Regions from separate parts of the Homo sapiens genome. Here region 2 is linked to region 1. The links are chromatin contacts, found by Hi-C or POLR2A ChIA-PET in ENCODE. All regions are on one chromosome and are shown on one strand. The core of a region is the stretch at or near the end of the contact, and the rest is flanking DNA. Distances in the headings are between cores, read along the strand shown. Region 1 overlaps LOC105370532 (a long non-coding RNA gene). Region 2 overlaps SYNE2 (spectrin repeat containing nuclear envelope protein 2).

The links. A loop is a pair of places that touch in the nucleus more often than their neighbours do. ChIA-PET counts read pairs that join two places held with the same protein, here RNA polymerase II (POLR2A). Pooled maps may share reads with other maps.
Region 2: a loop to region 1 is called in a map of Calu3, with 2.6 times the contacts of the local background. The contact joins two enhancer-like sites. A Hi-C loop is called at or near these places in 1 of 168 maps with a recorded cell type or tissue (Calu3), 3 of 37 single-sample maps with no recorded cell type and 6 of 50 pooled maps. POLR2A ChIA-PET finds 5 or more read pairs at or near these places in 4 of 52 experiments (CD4-positive, alpha-beta T cell, OCI-LY7, PC-9 and 1 more).

Annotation. Positions count from the first base shown.
Region 1 is chr14:63,656,151-63,662,562 of GRCh38, reverse strand. All of the region lies in intron 2 of LOC105370532 (a long non-coding RNA gene), which reads right to left. It also overlaps the pseudogene LOC124903439. Among named protein-coding and RNA genes, the nearest start is that of WDR89, 17 kb to the right of the region's middle. RefSeq lists an enhancer at 1-117. Within about 2 kb of position 2,607, at least 4 of the 41 ENCODE cell types and tissues checked have a DNase peak (open chromatin) inside an H3K27ac peak, as active enhancers do.
Region 2 is chr14:63,863,112-63,869,734 of GRCh38, reverse strand. The region is part of intron 1 of SYNE2 (spectrin repeat containing nuclear envelope protein 2); the gene reads right to left. Among named protein-coding and RNA genes, the nearest start is that of SYNE2, 13 kb to the right of the region's middle. RefSeq lists enhancers at 1,531-1,580, 1,701-1,750, 5,304-5,363. Within about 2 kb of position 5,259, at least 19 of the 41 ENCODE cell types and tissues checked have a DNase peak (open chromatin) inside an H3K27ac peak, as active enhancers do.

The DNA.
Region 1 (6,412 bases), core at 1,358-3,857:
GGGTCATGTTGTCCAACCTGCCACCATTGGATTGTAGGTAAGACAGATATCTTGTCCATCCCACTGCCACTGGACCATTTCTCTAATTAAGGCAATTCCCCTTTCCAGCCTGCTGCCACTGGATTCTCTTCCATGTATGTAATCCCCTAATAAAACCCCAGGTCTTATTTGCTGGTTCTGGGTCTCTCCTTTGGCCTCTTGAACCTGGTGCCTTCCTTACAGAGGTTAATAGGGGTTTGGCACAACAATTAGTAAAATTTAGTTTCCTCTTTTTAGATTACAAAAAAACAATTTAGGCCAGGCGCGGTGGTTCACACCTGTAATCCCAGCATTTTGGGAGATCGAGGCAGGTAGATCACTTGAGCTCAGGAGTTTGAGACTAGCCTGGGCAACACGGTGAAACTCCATCTCTACAAAAAATACAAAAATTAGCCGGGTGTGATGGCATGCGCCTGTAATCTCAGCTACTCGTGAGGCTGAGGCAGGAGAATCTCTTGAGCCGAGATCGCGCCATTGCACTCCAGCCTGGGCAAAAAAACAAACAAAAAAACTGACAAGTGTCATTCCCATTCTATTAGCTCTCATTAGTGTTGGGAATGCAGGGAGTTTTTTTGACAAATAAATCCTACTGGAGGATTATATAACTAATTATAGTTTAAAAAAGGGGTTCTCAAAATGTGAACCAAAGACTCCTGGGGGTCCCTAATACTCTTTCAAGGGGTCTGAAAATTCCTCCCTTTTCCTACTCCATGTCTGTATGAGGACAGGTTTGCTTCAAATACTTAAAAAAAAAATCACAATAGTTTGAAGGCAGAGTCAGATATGAGAATCCAGGTTTCTTCTATATGCCAGACAGTAAGGAGATCTGCAAATACATTAAACAGAATAACTCTTTGTTGTACCTATTTTTCTTTGTTTTAGAAAATATATTTTTCTTAAAATGTTTATGATAACATGTAATGGGTTTAATATCGCTACTCAAAAATGGGTAAATACATCTTTTTAGACTTTGGGTTTTTTTTTTTTTTTGAGTCAGAGTCTTGGTCTGTTGCTCAGGCTGGAGTGCAGTGGCTCAATCTCGGCTCACTGCAACCTCCACCTCATGGGTTCAAGCGATTCTCCTGCCTCAGCCTCCCAAGTAGCTGGGACCATAGGCGCGTGCCACCATGCCCGGCTAATTTTTGTATTTTTAGTAGAAACAGGGTTTCACCATGTTGGCCAGGATAGTCTCGATCTCTTGACCTCATGATCTGCCTGCCTTGGCCTCCCAAAGTGCTGGGATTACAGGCATGAGCCACCGCGCCCGGCCAGATTTTTGTTTTAATTTCTAATATTGAAAATATTGATAGATAGACAAAACCCACATAAACAAAAGCTCTTTGAGGCCTTCAATAATTTTTAAGAGTATTGAGGGGTCCTGAGACCAAAAAGTTTGAGAGCCACTTGTCTAGAATACTCTCTTCTTCATTCCTATTCTCCCAGCATTCTTGCATTCCATGATAGGGAGCTGTGTACCTGTATTACTCTCTCCTTGAAAAGAGGAACTGTATATTCGGCACAGTACTTAGCAGTGTTTTGCATGTACTAAAGGCTCAGTAAATATTTGGTGAATTAAAAACTGAATATTGCTGTTTTCTTCCAAATCTGCTCTTCTTTTCAAATTTATCTTTGTTTAACCCTGCTGCTCTTTATAGGCAGCCATTGACTCTTTTTTCCCTTTCGTTGCTAAAACTTCGAGGGATAGTCTTCATTTAGCTCCATGCCAAGTGTGGGGGCTAATCCAGTGTGGAGAGTTTGGGAAGGAGGCACACCAGGAATTCATTTTGCATCCTGCTAACTTTCACACTAATGTTCAAGTATTGATTTTATCATGTTATTTTTGCTCAAGAGCCTACAGAGTCCCTGTTTACTTCAGATATAAACACCTGTGCCTGTGTTCATGCCCATAACTTTATCCCATGTACCAACCTTATCTCCCATTAACTAGCAACACCTTCTCTGCAGCCAGGCTGACTGCTTCACTAGTCCCCATGCATGTGCTCTTTCCCAGAGATAAATTTTTTGCACTGGCCACTCCTGCCATCTGGCTGTTATCCATCCTTTAACCCCCGTTCAGGTCCCAAAGTCTCCATTAAATATTCTTGAATTACCTTTTTTTTTTTTTTTTTTTTTTTGAGACAGAGTCTCACTGTATTGCCTAGGCTGGAGTGCAGTGGCACAATCTCGGCTCACTGCAATCTCCACCTCCCGGGTTCAAGCAATTCTCCTGCCTCAGCCTCCCAACTAGCTGGGATTATAGGCACCCACCACCACGGCCAGCTAATTTTTGTATTCTTAGTAGAGACGGGGTTTCACCATGTTGGCCAGGTTGGTCTCGAACTCCTGACCTCAGGTGATCCACCCATCTCAGTCTCCCAGAGTGCTGGGATTACAGGCGTAAGCCACTGTGCCTGGCCTGGCCTTCTTAATTACTGTCTTATAACGCATCCTGACTGAAATAGAATCACAGCATAATGGACAAACTGATTGGTGAGCAAGGAAGAAAAAGCCTTTGTTTCTTGCGGGCGGGAGAGGGCAGGACTGGTAAGAGAAAATGTCATGTTGTCCTTCTGTACAGCCACCCACACACAAAACCTCAACCAAACAAACCAGCATTATCAAGGGCATGGAGCCAGAAATGACAGACAAACTGGGGCAAAGTGTTGCTTTTTGCCTTTCCATAGAAGAGGCCATTGTCTTTGCTTTTATTTCAGCATCGAATCCCCTGAAGTGTATTTACTTTTTATGCATCTGTTTCTGCCATTAGATAATTCATTGAGGAACTAAGGATGTCTTATTCATGTTTCTATACCCACTAGCATACCGTAGGTGCTCAATATATTTCCTTAAAGAAATGTGTGACTGGCATGGGCGAAGCTGGGGAGAAGGCTGTCAGATGAGCTCAGAAGGCAGGCTGAGGCCCTATTTAAAAGAGCGCGATGTGGCGATTTAAGCCTTGTCATGTAGGCAAAAGGGAACAGGGAAGCTAGAAAGTTTCTTTTTTTTTTTTTTGAGATGGAGTCTCGCTCTGTCACCAGGCTGGAGTGCAGTGGTGCAATCTCGGCTCACTGCAACCTCTACCTCCCGGGTTCAGGTGATTCTCCTGCTTCAGCCTCCCGAGTAGCTGGGACTACAGGCCTGAGCCACCACGCCCAGTTAATTTTTGTATTTTTAGTAGAGACGGGGTTTCACCATGTTGGCCAGGATGGTCTTGATCTCTTGACCTCGTGATCTGCCTGCCTTGGCCTCCCAAAGTGCTGGGATTACAGGCATGAGCCACTGCACCTGGCCAGTTTTTTTTTTTTTAATTTTATTTAAAATAATAAAAAAAATTAACTGCTCTACACATTCAGAGAAATTTCTCTAGTAACGAATTACAGAAATGATCCCTGAAAGTACAGTCTAAAGGTTTCTTCTTATTAATATTAATTTTTTCCCAAGGTAATACATGTTTAAATTTTTAAAAAGACATAATACAGGCTGGGTGCAGTGGCTCACGCCTGTAATCCCAGCACTTTGGGAGGCCAAGGCAGGCGGATCACGAGGTCAGGAGATTGAGACCAGCCTGGCCAACATGGTGAAACCCCGCCTCTACTAAAAATACGAAAAAATAGCTGGGCGTGGTGTTGCATACCTGTAGTCCCAGCTACTTGAGAGGTAAGGTGGGAGGATCGCTTGAGCCCCAAAGGTGGAGTGTGCAGTGAGCCCAGATTGCGCCACTGAACTCCAGCCTGGGCAACACAGCAAGACCCTGTCTCAAAAGAAAAAAGAAAAGAAAATTTTTTATGGTCACCTTAGAAAATGGGAGAAAAGGCCGGGTGCAGTGGCTCACACCTGTGTTCTCAGCACTTTGGGAAGCCCAGGTGGGCAGATCACAAGGTCAGGAGTTTGAGACCAGCCTGGCCAACATGATGAAATCCTGTCTCTACTAAAAGTACAAAAATTAGCTGGGCATAGTGGTGGACACCTGTAATCCCAGCTACTCAGAAGACTGAGGCAGGAGAATCGCTTGAACCTGGGAAGCAGAGGTTGCAGTGAACCAAGATTGCACCATTATACTCCAGCCTGGGCGACAGAATGAGACTCCATCTCAAAAATAAATAAATAAATAAATAAAGGCTGGGTGCGATGGCTCACACCTGTAATCCCAGCACTTTGGGAGGCCGAGGCAGGCAGATCACGAGGTCAAGAGATCGGGACCATCCTGGCCAACATGGTAAAACCGCATCTCTACTAAAAATACAAAAATTAGCTGTGCCTGGTGGTACTTGCCTGTAGTCCCAGCCACTCAGGAGGCTGAGGCAGAAGAATTGCTTGAACCCGGGAGGCGGAGGCTGCAGTGAGCTGAGATCGCGCCACTACACTCCAGCCTGGCGAAAGAGCGAGACTCCATCTCACAAAAATGAAAAATAATTTAAAATAAATACATAAATAAGAAAATGGGAGAAAAGCCGGGTACAGTGGCTTACACCTGTAATCCCAGCACTTTGGGAGGCTGAGTTGGGCAGATCACTTGAGGTCAGGAGTTCGAGACCAGCCTGGCCAACACAGTGAAACCCTATTTCTACTACTCGGGAGGCTGAGGTGAAAGAATTGCTTGAATCCGAGAGGGAGGCTGCAGCGAGCCAAGATCATGCCCCTGCACTCCAGCCTGGGTGATTGAGTGAGACTCCATCTAAAAAGAAAAGAAAAGAAAAGAAAAAATAAAATGGGAGAAAGAAGTGAGAAGCTCTTATGGTACTCCACTATTTAAACCAAAAGTTCATTGTAGGAGAGTTAAGGATTTTGTCTTTTTATTTATTTATTATTTATTTATTTATTTTTTGAGACAGAGTCTTCTTACTTTTGTTATCCAGGCTGGAGTGCACTAGCGTGATCTCGGCTCACTGCAACCTCCGCCTCCCGGGTTCAAGCGATTCTCCTGCCTCAGCTTCCTGAGTAACTTGGACTACAGGCGCACGCCACCACACTCAGCTAATTTTTTTATTTTTAGTAGAGGCGGGGTTTTACCATGTTAGCCAGGCTGGTCTTGAACTCCTGACATCAAGTGATCCGCCGGATATTTTAAGGCACTAAAACATTGGTGCTATTAATACAAAGGGCTGGAAGAGGTGGAAAATGGAGGCATGCAAAGTTGGTTTCAAGCTATTGCAAAATCCAAATAAATCATGACAGGCTGAATTAGGGTGTTATCCAGAGGGAGAGCAAGAGTGCATGAAAACGCTTTTTCTTCCCCACACAGTGCTATGAATGTGTGACTAAGCGCAGAGGATTAGGTTGAGCGTCAAAAGTGATGTTAAGTCTTTTAGTGTGGTTGACTGGGATGGTGAAGCCACTAAAAGAGGGAACACAGAAGTTTTTGTGGACTTTGGGACACTTACATTCAGGAGAATCAAAGGGACTGAAAGAGAACTGGGATGGAGGAGAATTAGAGGATGGTGTGGTGTTTCCCAAGACATCCCCTGATCTTGCTATCCCAGCATCTCCTAGACCTTCCCAAGATCCAGCAACTAAAAGTATAACACTTGTCACAAGAAGGCTAAGGTTGGCCTATGTTCTAATTGGGGGTGATGTGGGGGTAAGATGGGGAGTATATGGGAACACAATCACAAACTAAAGCTTATATACTAACACTTTTTTGGGAAGTTCAATGTCAAGGAAGTTGGAGTGAGCAGGAAAGGGAAGTGAGGCAGGAAGGGAGACAGCAAATACAAGAGAGAACATGAAGATGTGACACCAAGCTGGCCATACCTGTGTTAAATATTTTGAATATCTCACCCGGCAGCATACTTATCATTGGCTGAAATTACCTTACATTGTTTTTAATAAAAATAATAGATATTGTCTGTTTGCCCACGAGAAAATAAACTACATGAGGACAGGGACTTTGTTAAATGTTGTCTCTCCAGGACTCAGAATATACCTGGCGCATAATAGGTGATGAATAACATCTCTTGAGTGAATCACGTTAAAGAGAAATATTTTTCTAAATAAAACACATTCCATGTAATGTAGTACTTTATGTTATTTGTGCAGAGTGGTTTCTGTTCCTCATTTTTTATCCTCCAATTTCCTAATCACGCCCAGAGGCCTACTTGCACATAAGGAATGAGAACCATAATGATAGTTTCATGTTACAGAGTCTTCTACCTGCAGGGCTATCATCTAATACTCAAGGACCCAGCAAGGCTTTGAAATCCTTGCTTTTCCTTATCTTAGCTGATCAAATAGGTAGTTAAGGCATCTGTATGGGGAAAGAGGGAGATTTATCTTCTGCCCTGAGCATTCTCGCAGGGGCTGAGGACAAAGGGTATAATTTATCCCGCTTATACTAGGTATATATTTATGATTTTGTTTTTTGAAAGAAACAGTT
Region 2 (6,623 bases), core at 4,010-6,509, 200 kb before region 1:
CTAACATTTTATTGTGTACCCACTGTGTCTCAGGTTTTATGCTAAGCACCTTTGCAAATTATTTATTGGGAGCAGTTTTTTTTTTTTTTTTTTTTTTTGAGACAAAGTTTCGCTCTTGTTGCCCAGGCTCAAGTGCAGTGGCGCGATCTCAGCTCACTGCAACCTCTGCCCCCTTCCCCCACCACCTCCGTTTCAAGCGATTCTCCTGCCTCAGCCTCCCGAGTAGCTGGGATTACAGGTGCCCGCCACCACGCCCGGCTAATTTTTGTATTTTTAGTAGAGATGGGGTTTCACCATGTTGACCAGGCTGGTCTCAAACTCCTGACTTCAGGAGATCCACCTCGGCCTCCCAAAGTGCTGGGATTACAGACATGAGCCACCATGCCTGGCTGGAAATAGTATTTTTAAGATGAAAAAGTAGGGGCTCAGAAGAGACGTGATATTTAAACATCAACTTTAATTTTAAAGCACTTCTCATTTTTATCTTTTCTCTTTAAGCTCAGAAGAATGGATAAATGAGTGAGTACCAGAGGCAGCGAGCAGGCTGCTCTCTGGGACACTTTTCATCAGTTTCCACCTCAGGGTTTCACTATGAGGAGGGAATAGCTCTTTAACTGTGTGGTTCTCCTTGTTACCTGAAGAGTGTCAAGGGAGTTTCATTCTCCATTTTATTTCTCAAGTTCTAATATTCCTTTCCCTTCGGAGCTGCTTGAAGGTTAATGTCCTTTAAGATTTTTCTCTCTTGCTTCTGATGAAATGGAAACATTTGTTTTGGAGTGGGTAAAAACTTAATAAGTCTTGTTTTAGTTCAATTGGAGAGGCCAAAGGGGCAGAGAGAATGTTGCTCTTTTCCTTAATGGTGTCCCCTTTATTAGATAATGAAATGTGTAATCCTTATGCCAAGCTCATGGATGCAGATAAAAATTAAGTCTGATCAGACTTTGAATGCCTTTTAAGGAATTTTTGTTATTACAAAAACCCCAGCACACACACATACACACACACGCACACATGCACACATAGGCAAAAGCCCTTCCCCATATTACTTTCATTTTCCATTCTTGCAGTCTCTCTTCCTAGAGATAATTGCTATGGACAATTTTATGTTTATCTTATTTAAATGTTTCTGACACCTGGGACCTTGGGAATAATTAGGCAAAGTAGCTAGAATTTGACCTTTTTCCTTTTCACCTAGGTATTTGATATCAGGGTTTATTACTAAGATTTCATCAATATGGGTTCTTCCTTTTTTTTTTTTTTAAGGCAGGGTCTCACTCTGCTGTCCAGGCTCGAGTGCAGTGGCATGATCTCGGCTCACTGTACCTTCTGCCTCCTGAGCTGAAACAATCCTCTCACATCAGCTTCCTTAGCAGCTGGGACTACAGGTGTGCACCACCACGCCTGGCTAATTTTTGTGTTTTCTGTACAGATGGGGTTTTGCCATGTTACTCAGGCTTGGGTTCTTATTTTTGACTGTGGTTTTGAAAGCCCCATAAATATAAAATATAACTTACTTTAAATGCTGTTAGGTCACCTTTCAAATCACCAACATACCTAGGGTTATAATTTAAAGACCTTGTGCATCTCATTTGTTGCTAAACCAGTTCTGTTAGTTAATTTATTACACAAGTTTGCCAGTTAACTGCAACAGTGGGCAAAAAGCTTCTTTTTCTTTTTTTTCTTTTTTTAGACAGTCTTACTCTGTAGTCCATGCTAGAGTGCAGTGGCATGATTATAGCTTACTGCAGCCTCAAACTCCTGGGCTCGAGCGATCTTCCCACCTTAGTCTCCCAACACAGGTTCATGCCACCACGTCTAGCTAATTAAAGCAATTTTTTTTCAAGAGTTGGGGTCTTGCTATATTGTCCAGGTGGGTTTTGAACTCCCAGATTTAAGTGATCCTCCTGCCACAACCTCCCAAAGGGCTGGGATTATAGGCATGAACCACCTTGGCTGGCTGGCTGGCTGGCTGGCTTGCTTTCTTTCTCTCTCTTTCTTTCATTCTTTCATTCTTTTTATTCTTTTTATTCTTTTTTTGAGACAGAGTCTCGCTCTGTCATCCAGGCTGGAGTGCAGTGGTGTGACCTCGGCTTACTGCAACCTTCACCTCCTGGGTTCAAGCGATTCTCCTGCCTCAGCCTCCTCAGTAGCTGGGACTACAGGTATGTGCCACCACACCTGGCTAATTTTTGTATTTTTAGTAGAGACAAGGTTTAGCCTTGTTGGCCGGGCTGGTGTCGAATTCCTGACCTCAGGTGATCCAGCTGCCTCGGCCTCCCAAAGTGCTGGGATTACAGGCGTGAGCCACCACACCTGGCCCTTTCTCTCTCTCTCTCTTTTTTTTTTTTTTTTTAAGAGGAGGAAGGGCACAGAAGAACTGAGAATAGAAATTAACATAGGCCAATTTTAGTTTGGTAACTATATTAATCTGTTAACTACTTCATATGTTGAATGCTCATATAAATGTGCTGTGCTAAGTTTCTGTACAGAATCATGGGGTAAATGAGTAGACTGGATATATCTTGTCCATTAAGAGTTCTCTCATGGTACTGTTTAAGGACATGGGCTTTGGAGCCCAACAGACTTGTGTTCAAGCCAGTCTTGCCAGTAACTTGCTGTATGGTTTGGACAAGTTATTTAACCTCTCTGTTTCCTTAAATGAGGTAGATGGTTTCTGTGTTATAGGCTTATAACATAGGATCAAAGAGATGGTGCATGTAAAGTGTCTGGCACCAATTGAGTACTAAATAAATATTAACAATTTTTTCTTTTTTTGTTGGAGAGAGGGTCTCGCTCTATTGCCAAGGCTGAAGTGTAGTGGCACAATCTCCATCTTCTGGGCTCAAGCAATTCTCCCATCTCAGTCTCCTGAGGAGCTGGAACTACAGTTGTGTGCCACCACACCTGGCTAATTTTTAAATTTTTTGTAGAGACGGGATCTCACTATGTTGCCTAGGTTGGTCTTGAATTCCTGGGCTCGAGTGATTCTCCTGCCTTGGCCTCCAAGTGCTGGGATTTCAACATGAGCTACCACGCCCAGCCAGTGATTCTTATTGCTGTTTTATCATTATTTTCAAATACAGAACTTACAATTTTGATCATGTATGTTAGAGAATTTACCTGTTCTCACTTTTAAGCTATAACAAAGTAGGTGTCACTGATATTTCACTTTTTTTGCACTGTAGGTTGTCCAAAGGAATATAGAAATACTGAGATAAGCTTTTTAAAAAAAAGAATAGAGATGGGGTCTAGCTGTGTTGCTGAGGCTGGTCTTGAACTCCTGGGCTCAAGCGATTTTCCCACCTTTGCCTTCCAGAGTGGTGGGATTACAGGTGTGAGCAACTATGCCTGGCCAAAATAAGTGTTTTAAAACAGATGCAAATCTTAGTACCTCTCTTAGTTGGCCAGCTTTTTAAGTAAATTGAAAGAGTTCACCCAAAGAATACCACAGAGATTTTCTTTTGTTTTAGTAGTCTGACATCTCAAGTTCCTTTGGTGTTTCGAGTTTTGTTTCTACTCAGGAAAATGTTGTGGAATGCATAAGACATTTTTAAAGCAGTGTTCTAATTGTTCACCAGCGGAGAGGAAACAACTTAAGTGGTGTTTCTTGTTGGTTGAGAACATATTATATGTATTTTGGGGGCTGAGGACATATCAGGGATATTTCTACAGGGAAGGATTTGAGATAAGGAAAAAAATATTTCTTAGAAATCTCAAAACTATAGTCTGAAATTCCATGAAAAGAAAATTGAAGAATTTTGTAATCCAAGTCATTGGAGATAAAGGGTCAGAAGGAACATTTTTGTTGTTGGAAGTGTTATCTTCCAAGAAGATCCATAAATCCTTTTTTAATGAGCTAGAAGATATGCTAAAGAAAAAGGAATCTCAGAAGTAGATGGAAACAGGTTTTTTGTTTTTGATTTGTAAAAACAAGGTCTTGCTTGGTTGCCCAGCCTGGTGTTCTTTTTTTTAAAGGCCAGATAAATTTCTTTTTTCTTTTCTTTTTTTTTGGGGGGGGGGTGGGTACAGAGTTTTGCTCTTGTTGCCCAGGCTGGAGTGCAGTGGCGTGATCTCGGCTCACTGCAACTTCCACCTCCTGGGTTCACGTGATTCTCCTGAGGTCAGGAGTTCAAGACCAGCCTGCTCAACATGGTGAAACCCCATCTCTACTAAAAATACAAAATCTACTCTCCTCCACTTGGGAGTAGCCTCCAGCTACTTGGGAGGCTAAGGCAGGAGAATCACTCTCCTCCACTCTCCACCCATAAAAGCCCTACTCATCATTCTAGGCCTGGCAATACACCCTCAGCTCAAATGGCAAATGCTTTACAAAATTAGCCCTAACTTCCCCAAAGTTGGCATCACTTGCTTTATGCACCCACAGCACCTTGCTTGTACTTCAGTTGGCACTTCTTCCATTCTAGATAATACTACAGTGACTTGTTTACAAGGCCATCTCCCCCAGTTCCTGAAGAATTAGGGCTCATATATGATTCATTTCTGACTGTCCCCTAAACACCTGATACCTAGCCCCTTGTGTACTGCACCCTTGAACTGAATGTAATAACTAGCATTTGTTACCATGTGTTCTATAGGTACTATGCTTTCTGTTACCTGTATTATCTCAGTAATATAAGTACGTGGGATTTTAGTTTCACTTTTACAGATGAGGAAACTCTACTCAGAGAGGTTAAGTAATTTGCCCAAAATAACACCTCTAGTATATGGCAAAGCTAGAATTTGAACCAGGGGTCAGACTGATTTCAGAACCCAAGCTTTTAACCACTACACTATACCACAGACATTTCTAAAATTCACTTGTTCCTATAGAATGTATGCACACGGAGTATTACTCAAGATCAACACCCCAGGAAATCATATTTAACCCTATCAGCACATGGAGGTCCTTTTGGTTCTGCTCTAGTCCAGGGGCATAAACAGGCAGACTCATGATATCCCAGATTCATTTATTTTTCTCCTTTTTTACCCCCACTCCCAGTCCTCACTACCCCTGAAAAACAAATTAGAAAAGAAATGATTTGGAAGGTAGAGATAAAAAAAGAATTCAATCTTTCACTCCTTGTAAGACACATAATAGTAACAGTAAGTGTATAAGATTTAGCAGCCATATATAACCTAAAAGAATCTGTTGGATCACTTCAAAACATGCTCACCCTGCTCAAACCTGAAATCAACAGCAGTTGCTAAGAAAACACATGACCGACTGCAAGACAACATGATGACTCACCCAAGGAACAAGCTTACCTTCCAGTTCTCAGAAACCATCACCAACAGAGAGTCTTTGTAACCAAATCATCAATCTGTGGTTACAAACATTCAGAAGTTTCTTTTCATCCAGCTCACAAGGGAATATAATCAGTACTGGATTAAACACTTTTATAAAATTAATTATTATCCAGCAGAGGGGAAACTTTCTGCAAAGAAAAATGTACAAAGACTACAAAGGTAACTTATTTTCTTTTAAACAAAGACGTATTAACAGAGGAAAGATTCTTACTCAACATCATCAAATGAGTGACTACAAAGGATATTCTAACAAGAGCAAGCTTAGTAACCTATTTTCTTTGCCATTACACAAGTGCAAATAATAAAACACATCTTGGCCAGGCGCCGTGGCTCACACCTGTAATCCCAGCACTTTGGGAGGCTGAGGCGGGTGGATCACCTGAGGTCAGGAGTTCGAGACCAGCCTGGCTAACCCCGTTTCTACGAAAAATACAAAAAATTAGTCAAGCGTGGTGCCGTGCGCCTGTAATCCCAGCTATTCAGGAGGCTGAGGCAGAATTGCTTGAACCCGGGAGGTGGAGGTTGCAGTGAGCCAAGATCACACCACTGCACTCCAGCGCTGGCAACAAGGGCGAAACTCCATCTCGAAAAAATAATGATAATAAAGATAAAAAAATAAAACATATCTTTAACTCTTTAATAAACAGAATTCTAATAAACAGAATTCATGATAATCATTCCTTTTTTTCTTTCTGAATCACTATCTCAAATTTTTGAACTAAAAGCTCTAATATGCATTATTCTATCAACAATCCCATCATACACTGGCTATAACTCACCATTATACTATAGTAACAGCTTATATGCATTTGAGTTGTGGGGGGTTTTTATTTGTTTTGGAGGCATGGGAGACAGTCTTGAACAGCTTATTTATGTTGTTGAAATGTACAATTAAGATAAAAATATCTTCTGAGTAATATTTTAAAATGAAAATTAGCTAACTCCTATGTTATGACCCATTAATTCATGTATCACACAGAAGCGGCTAAAGATGAAAATCTCAGTCATAAGTGATACAATCAGCTTTTCCTCAGGATACTACAACTTGTCCTCCAAAGCCAAAGTAGGAGAAAACAGGTGGTATGTCTGTAAATCAATTCTGTCCCCTCTCCAAACATGAACTATCCCATAACCTGATCTCCTACTAAATGTGTCATCTCGAACCTTGAAAAAAAGACACCATGGAGCACATTGACTAAGACGAACGGATTTTTAAAATGTATTATGCATCCCCACATGCTGAATACCTTTTCTTTCCAAATGAGGCAACATAACTGCTGAAATGAGTACTGAGAATTCTTAATTTACATATATTA